Regions from separate parts of the Homo sapiens genome. Here region 1 is linked to region 2. The links are chromatin loops, found by intact Hi-C in ENCODE. Cell type or tissue: GM12878. All regions are shown on one strand.

The links. Peaks named below come from ENCODE experiments on the same cell type or tissue, not always from the same donor. Only the 100,000 strongest peaks of a DNase experiment are listed, where the experiment ranks them.
Region 1: a loop joins it to region 2, with 4 times the contacts of the local background. A loop is called at or near these places in 1 of 110 quality-filtered maps.

The regions. Positions count from the first base shown.
Region 1 is chrX:78,063,568-78,067,567 of GRCh38, reverse strand. No RefSeq gene overlaps it. Among named protein-coding and RNA genes, the nearest start is that of PGK1, 39 kb to the left of the region's middle. RefSeq lists an enhancer at 2,279-2,568. In GM12878, no CTCF peak of the experiment used is centred here; DNase peaks (open chromatin) are centred at 2,187, 2,197 and 3,169; H3K27ac peaks cover 3,275 bases.
Region 2 is chrX:78,948,393-78,952,392 of GRCh38, reverse strand. P2RY10 (P2Y receptor family member 10) reads right to left here. Exons shown (of 4, transcript NM_014499.4): 3 at 58-200. Among named protein-coding and RNA genes, the nearest start is that of P2RY10, 5.0 kb to the right of the region's middle. In GM12878, a CTCF peak has its summit at 1,751 (motif pointing right); no DNase peak of the experiment used is centred here; H3K4me3 peaks cover 3,776 bases; H3K27ac peaks cover 2,962 bases.

The DNA of each region.
Region 1 (4,000 bases), 880 kb after region 2:
TGTTCCTGTTCTAAAATGTAGAAATGAAAGCAAAAGAAGCCCAAGGTCATATACCACGTGTCTAATGGAGTTGGGCATAATAGGGAGAAGGTGAAAGAACTAAAATAACTAGAGATGCCTAGTTTGAAATAGAGAAGGTTCAGGGGCTAACATAACTGTATCTTGGCAACCATCATCCACCATTCACTATTTCTGCAGAACCTCTTCTTCCAGGCCTCTGTACAAAGAAGGCCAACTGCTTCTTCTAGATTTTTATTTATTTTTTATTTTTAATTAATTAATTAATTATTGAGATAGAGCCTCACTCTGTTGCCCAGGCTGGAGTGCAGCAATGCGATCTCAGCTCACTGCAACCTCCACCTCCCAGGTTCAAGCAATCCTCCTGCCTCAGCCTCCCGAGTAGCTGGGATCACAGATGTGTGCAACCATGCCCAGCTACTTTTTGTATTTTTAGTAGAGACGGGGTTTCACCATGTTGGCCAGGCTGGTCTCCAACTCCTGACCTCAACCAATCCGCCCGCCTTGGCCTCCCAAAGTACTGGGATTACAGGCATGAGCCACCGTGCCTGGCCTTCTAGAGTTTTTGTTTTGTTTTGTTTTGTTTTGCTTTGTTTTGTTTTTTGAGACAGAGTCGCACTCTGTCACCCAGGCTGGAGTGCAGCGGTGCAATCTTGGCTCACTGCAACCTCCGCCTCCCAGGTTCAAACGATTCTCCTGCCCCAGGCTCCCGAGTAGCTGGGATTACAGGTGCGTGCCACCACGCCTGGCTAATTTTTGTGTTTTTAGCAGAGACAGGGTTTCACCATGTTGGTCAGGCTGGTCTTGAACTCCTGACCTCTTGATCTGTCCACCTTGGCCTCCCAAAGTGCTGGGATTATAGGCATGAGCCACCACACCTGGCCTAGATTTTTAAGGGAGGAGAGAGATGGGGGACCAATAGCCAGACAGACCCTAACTTCTCTATCAAGAAGCACAGCCATCACTTTTTAACTCGGCCTCAATTCCATCACAGAGACAGGCCCTGGGCCAGGAAACTCCATGTAATCCTAAAACTCCAACCTATAATCCCAACAAGGAGATGAAAGGCCCATGACAAAAACTTCCCATAATCCCAAGTAACTTGCCCCTAAGGAGAGAATGTGCTTGTGGTTCTCAATCCTGCCTGAACATCAGAGTTATCTAGGGATACTGGGCCCCATCCCAGAATTTCTATTTTAAAACAAACAACTTGGGTATGCAGCCCAGGTTGAGAACTAAAGCTCTTAACCCAGTAGTTCTCAAACAATAGCATGAATCAGAATCATGCTGGAAGGCTTGTTGAACTGTGAATTGCTGGGCTCCACCGTAGAAGCTGTAGATTCACTTGTCTGGAGAGCAGCCCAAGAACTTGAATTTTCATCAATTTCCCAGGTGATGTTGATGTTACTGGTTCCAGAGACCACACTCTGTAAACAACTGGCATAACCTATCAGAGTTTGGCCTTGATATCTTTTTTCTTTTCTTTTCTTTTCTTTTCTTTTCTTTCTTTTCTTTTCTGTTTTAGACAGAGTCTCACTCTGTCGCCCAGGTTGGAGTGCCACGGCATGATCTTGGTTCACTGAAACCTCCATTTCCCAGGTTCAAGCAAGTCTCATGCCTCAGCTAGTAGCTGGGATTACAGGCATGCGCCACCATGCCCAGCTAATTTTTGTATTAGGTTATTGCAAAAGTAATTGTGGCTTTTGCCATTAAAAGTAATATTTTTAGTAGAGACGAGTTTTCACTATGTTGGCCAGGCTGGTCTCGAACTCCTGGCCTCAAGTGATCTGCCTGCCTTGGCCTCCCAGAGTGCTAGGATTGCAGGCATGAGCCACCGTGCCTGGCCCGGCCTTGATTTCTAACAATTCCCATGGCTTCCTCCTCAGTTTGCCCCTGCACCAAATCATTGCTGAGGATATTAGAACTAACCCCAACCCTCAGTTATCAAGTCAGTCTCTACCTTGTGTATCACTACAGAAAATAATCAGCTCACAACCCTCCCAAGGTCACCACAGCTTAAGCAGAGGGAAACACAAACACACACATCCCTCAAGCTAAATTTTCCCCTCAACACTGAAACCTTCACAACTGGCTTCTGAAGAGAAGGGCTGACCCATCAGGGAATAGCAGTCTTTGACCTCACTCTTTCACTGGAGCCTACATAATACAGAGTGCACAGATTTGTCAGCAGTCAAATCAAACACTTTTCCAGCAGGAGATAAACTTAACTCTGAGATCAGAAACCTCATCTTGTCACACTTACGAGGTTTATCATACCTCATGAGAACTTCTGAGTTTCTTTCCAAGGCTGATGACCCCATTGCTTTTGCCAGCATCCTTCAAAGGCATTGTGAACTTGTAGACAGGGGCAGAGAATAAGGGTCTGTGGAAAGCTCAAAATGTGTAATGGAGTCATAGTGAGAGTTTAAAAAAAAAACATGACTCATATGGAACTCATGACTCACTCTCATGAGGAGTGTGACATTCCTTCAAATAACGCCTTATACCATCTGTGAAAAGGGACTTTAAGAGTCTCAGTCAAAAGCTCATTATAGGCCAGGCACAGAGGCTCATGCCTGTAATCCCAGCACTTTAGGAGGCAGAGGTGGGTGGATCACCTGAGGTCAGGAGTTTGAGACCAGCCTGGCCAACATGGCAAAACCCCATTTCTACTAAAAATACAAAAAATTAGCTGGGCATGGTGGTGGGTGCCTGTAATCCCAGCTACTTGGGAGTCTGAGGCAAGAGAATCGCTTGAACCCGGGAGGCGGAGGTTGCAGTGAGCCGAAATTGCACCATTGCACTACAGCCTGGGCAACAGAGCAAGACTCTGTCTCAAAAAAAAAGCTTGCTATAAAGTGTAAATAGCTTATTTTTTAAAAAATATTCTAGGCTTTCTCTGTGGAAGTGGAAGGAATGGATACTTCCATTTCCACCCTTGGCAGTTTTTTGACAGTGCTACTATTTAGCATTAGCGTGGGAATGGAAGAAATGAGAAAGGAGGTGACCCAGGGTCCATACTCTAGTCTAAGGGATCTAATGGAACTTGATGCCCAGAAAAAGCACTTCAGAATTGCTTAGCATTGACAATTTTCAGTCTTGTCACACGATTTTCCATGACGTTTTACAGAAGAGAAAAGGAGGCCCAGAGAAGTAGTGAGACTGGAGGACAGGAGAGTTCCCTGACTCCCTCAAGGGACTTGCAAGGGTGTGGGTGGGGGGACTCATTTTGCTCAAATTGACCTCAAACCCCTTGAGGGAGGGGGAGCACGCAGGTGAGTGGGTGCAGGAGCCAGGTCAAGTGCCTTTAGATGCTGGCAGGAACAAATCCTGTACCAGCTTGCAACAGTGTCTAGCAGTTGCCCATGACCTCTGGAGCCCCAGAAGATGTGCGTTATAAATAATGCCCTTTTAGCAGTTGCCATCTGTGGACAAATGGCTTCCCTGAAGCCTGGCCTTCTTCCTGCTCCATCCCCCTTTCAGCTCCCCTTCTGCTGAGGGCCACTTCCACTGCTTAATAAAGTCTTCACATTCAACACTCTTCAAGTCCATGTGACCTGATTCTTCCTGGACACTTGACAAGAACCCAGTTACCAAGAGGGTATGTATGACTGAAATTCAAATCCAAGCCTCCTGACCTCAAATCCAGTGCTCTTACCACCTCAGCAGAGGTGGTGCAAAACAGAACTTGATGCCTGTTCCCCAAAGGCTACTGCATAGACTGTGGGTAATTTGAGCCCAGAGTTCTGTGTAGAATTCTACCTGCTCCTTTTAACTGCCTGCTCCTGGCATATCTGAGGTGTGGTGAAACCCAATCAAGAATGACTGCAGTGGTCAAAATGGAAATTAACCCTAAACTTGTATATGCTGTCTTAGAGAGTTTATTAGACTGAGCTTGGAATTACATTTTTAAAGCATTATAATAACTTGTATAGCAGATTTTGCACAGTAGTTACGGCAACACCCATCTTGGGATGTATGT
Region 2 (4,000 bases):
GAATAGAATTCCCAGTGCCTCCAATGCCAGCCTTACAGAAGTAATTACTCTTGGTACCTCTAGTTTGAAGTGCTCTGTCCAGGGTACATGCTTCCTATTCCAAAGGTCAGGACCATTAAAAGAGATGCCTTTTCACTTGAAAGAAGGGTATGTTGGTGAGTGCCAAATCCTGAAGGGAATGACCAGCATAGAGTTTTAACCTAATAAGAAAAGCAGAAAAATCAGCCACCATCTCTGAAATAACAGGATTCACTTACAAAGTGTGTCTCTAAATACTATACAGCCATAAAAAGAATGAGATCATTTCCTTTGCAGGGACATGGATGGAGTTGGAAGCCATTATCCTTAGCAATCTAATGCAGGAATGGAAAACCAAACACCACATGTTCTCACTTATAAGTGGGAGCTGAATGATGGGAACACATGGACACATGGTGAGAAACAAGAAACATTGGAGTCTGTTGGGAGCTGTTGGGTGAGAGAGAGCATCAGGAAGAATAGCTAATGGATGCTGGGCTTAATAACTAGGTGATGGGATGATCTTTGCAGCAAACGACCATGACACACATTTACCTATGTCACAACCCTGCACATCCTGCACATGTACCCCTAAACTTAAAATAAAAGTTGAAGAAAATATGGGCAAAAAAACAAAAATCAAAGTATGGCTCTAAAGATGTTCCTGATAATAAAAATGGCACGCACAAAGTTATGACTAAAACTCCATCATATTCCTTTTTTACCTGGAGCCCAACTCAGAGGTCAATATTTTACTTCTGTCTCAATATCGCATCTCAACTCCCATTTTTTCCTTACATCGGGCAACCCTACTCTCACTCCCCTCTTCTTCGAACACCTACTGAATTTATAGGCTGCACTGTGAGAAGGTAAGACTACAGAGCATAGGCACATATTAGCAGAGCATTAGGCATTTTTACTTGTAAAGTCTCTCCCATGAAACACTCTCCTAAACAACAGCCATAATCTTTCTCCTTTCTGCTACTGAAGAAAATGTGGTCAAAGCAAGAATAATAAGGTTTTAGTCTAAGAAATCTGAACACCTAAGAGCTTTAAAGAAGGCAATCCAGCTTTCGTTTTGAAATCCAACAGGAATCCCTTAAACTTAATTAGGAATTTGATCACTGAAAACTTTATTTTGTGGAAACAACTAAATGTTTTCTCAGAATACAAAGGTATGGAAGGTCTTTAAATATGATTCATTGGAGCTGAGCCCAAAATCTTACTAGATACTAATACCATCTACCCAAAAGCAGCTGCTCTTCCCAACCAACTAGCTCAACGTTGTGGTTTTCACAAAGTTACAGCCAAACTGAGCTTATATTATTATGGCATCAGAATTTATATTAGTTTCCTAAGTCCCAGTGAGGAAATTTCCACATCCTGTCAGTAACTAGCTAAGTGCTATTCACGTTACCTCTAATCTTTGTAAGAATTCTGAGTTAATTACTATTATACTCCTTTACAGATTAGAAAATGGAGTCTCAGCAGGAGTAAGTGACTTTCTGCAGTCAGAGTTATGATTTCAGCTTTAATAAGGCTTTTCATAAGCCCAGAAAGCTAAAGTTATTTTTAGCTGAATAACTTATTATATGGACAGAAACATATTTTAAAGTGGTATTTCTGTGGATAAGACTGTTCCTCAGAGATAAAAAAGCTATTGTTTTCGGTTCTAGTTCTAGCAGTTTTATGCATATGCACTATGCATATATGGCAAATTGCTGCCCACCAGGTGTCAGGATAGGATTATATCAAAACCAACGTTCTTTATGGAATTGTGCTTATGAATTCAAATTATAACAAATCTGTAGATAGAAGTAATGGAACAATTTCTTTACAACAGGAGTGATCTGAATAGGACAAGACTTGCTGTAGGATACAGAAGACTCAAAAGCAGTATAATATATAGAAAGGTGTACTGGATTTGTAGCTAAGATACTTGGATTTCAGTAATTTTATATACTCTTTGTGCTGCTCTGATACGCTCTTTCCCTTCTGTGAGTTTCATTTCCTCATTATTAAAATAATATGATTTGAACTAGATGACCTTTAACTCCCTTCTAGCTCTCATTTGGTATGATTTCATGAGAATTCCCCCTCTGAACCCTGCTCCTAACTAATATCATCACCATTGACACTGCCACCATTTATGCAGCTGGTACCAACTCCATAAATCTTCACTCTCAATCTTCCCTGTCTTTTCACCACTCATCAGTAAGTCACTGGCACCACTAAGTAAACATGTTTATCAAATTTACTTCTCCATTTTATTTGATGCTGAAGCCTGTCTGTGGGCTTGTCATCCTGGGAGGGGAAGAAAAAATTAAACAGAGAAAACAAGTTGCTGATGGGGGCCCCTCCCACTCTCTAGAGGATAACTTTTACATGTCATCTGGGAACTTAACTTGCTTTGCCTCATCTTACCTTTTTCTTTTATTTTTTAACCACTAAATTTCACATGAATTATCCAAGCCAATCTGATCTCCATGACCCCGGTGTTCTTCATTCAGCCGCTTACAACCAGAACCAAAGAGTAGCAGCTAGAATTGGAAACTCTGCTGTTTCCTGAATAAATCTACATCAACTCCAAATAAGCCTGGTTGACATGAGATACACACAAATTTGGACACATTCTGCAAGTACAGACATTTTCTTCTGTTAGAGGAAGTGAAAATTATTTTTATCCTTAAAATGAATTAAAGCAATTAGACCATTAACAAAACAACAACTTAAAGTTTGAATTTGAACTTTCATGCAGGAATATGTATTGGACTTTCAATCATTTAGGAAGGCGGCCTAATTAGATATCATTTTTGCAGCTGTGGCAGCATTTTATGGGTGGAAATAATCATGTTCTTTGGAAGACCTGGTATCATATCATGTCTCAATTGTCGGTTCTCTGGCCTGAAACAATTCACTTCATATCACCAGGCTTCAGTTTCCTCTTTTGTAAAATTAGAATGGTTCCTGCCACATAATTTGTTTTGAGCATTAAAGAAAAATGTGTCTGAAAATAATAATCCGAGTAAACAGACAACCCACAGAATGAGAGAAAATATTTGCAGACTATGCATCTGACAAAGGACTAGAAACTAGAATCTACAAGGAACTCAAACAAGTCAGCAATAGAAAGAGAAATAATCCCATTATAGAGTGGGCAAAGGACATAAATAGAGATTCCTCAAAAGAAGATATACAAATGGCCAACAAACACGAAAAAATGCTCCACATCACTAATCGTCAGAGAAATGCAAATTAAAACCAGAATAAAATAGCACGTTACTGCAAGAATGGCTATTATTAAAAAGTGAAAAAAAAATAGATGCTGGTAGATATGTGGATAAAAGAGAAAGCTTCTACACTGCTGGTAGAAATGTAAATTAGTACAACTTCTATAGAAAACAGTATGGAGATTCCTTAAAGAGCTACAAGTAAATCTACCATTTGATACAGCAATCCTACTAATCACAATTGCAAAGATGTGGAATGAATCTATGTGCCAATTGACTAACGAGTGGATAAAGTAAATGTGGTGTATATACACTATGTAATACTCCTCAGCCATAAAAAGGATCGCAATAATGTATTTTTGCAGTAACTTGGATGGAGGTGGAGTCCACTATTCTAAGTAAAGTAACACAGGAGTGAAAAATAAAAAAAATAGATGTTCTCACTTATAAGTGACAGATAAGCTATGATTATGCAAAGGTATACAGAGTGATATAATGGAATCTAGAGACTCAGAAGAGGGTGGGTGAGACAGGCTAGGCATAAAAATATTACACATTAGGTACAACGTGCACTACTGAGGTGGTGGGTGCACTAAAAATCTCAGAATTTACTGCTATATAATTTACCCATGCAACAGAAAAAAACACTTGTAGTTCAAAAAATATTGAAATAGAAATGAAAAAAAGAAAATGTGTGTAAAAGTACCTATTTTCATGTCTGATACCCAATAAGTATTAAATAAATGTGAGTT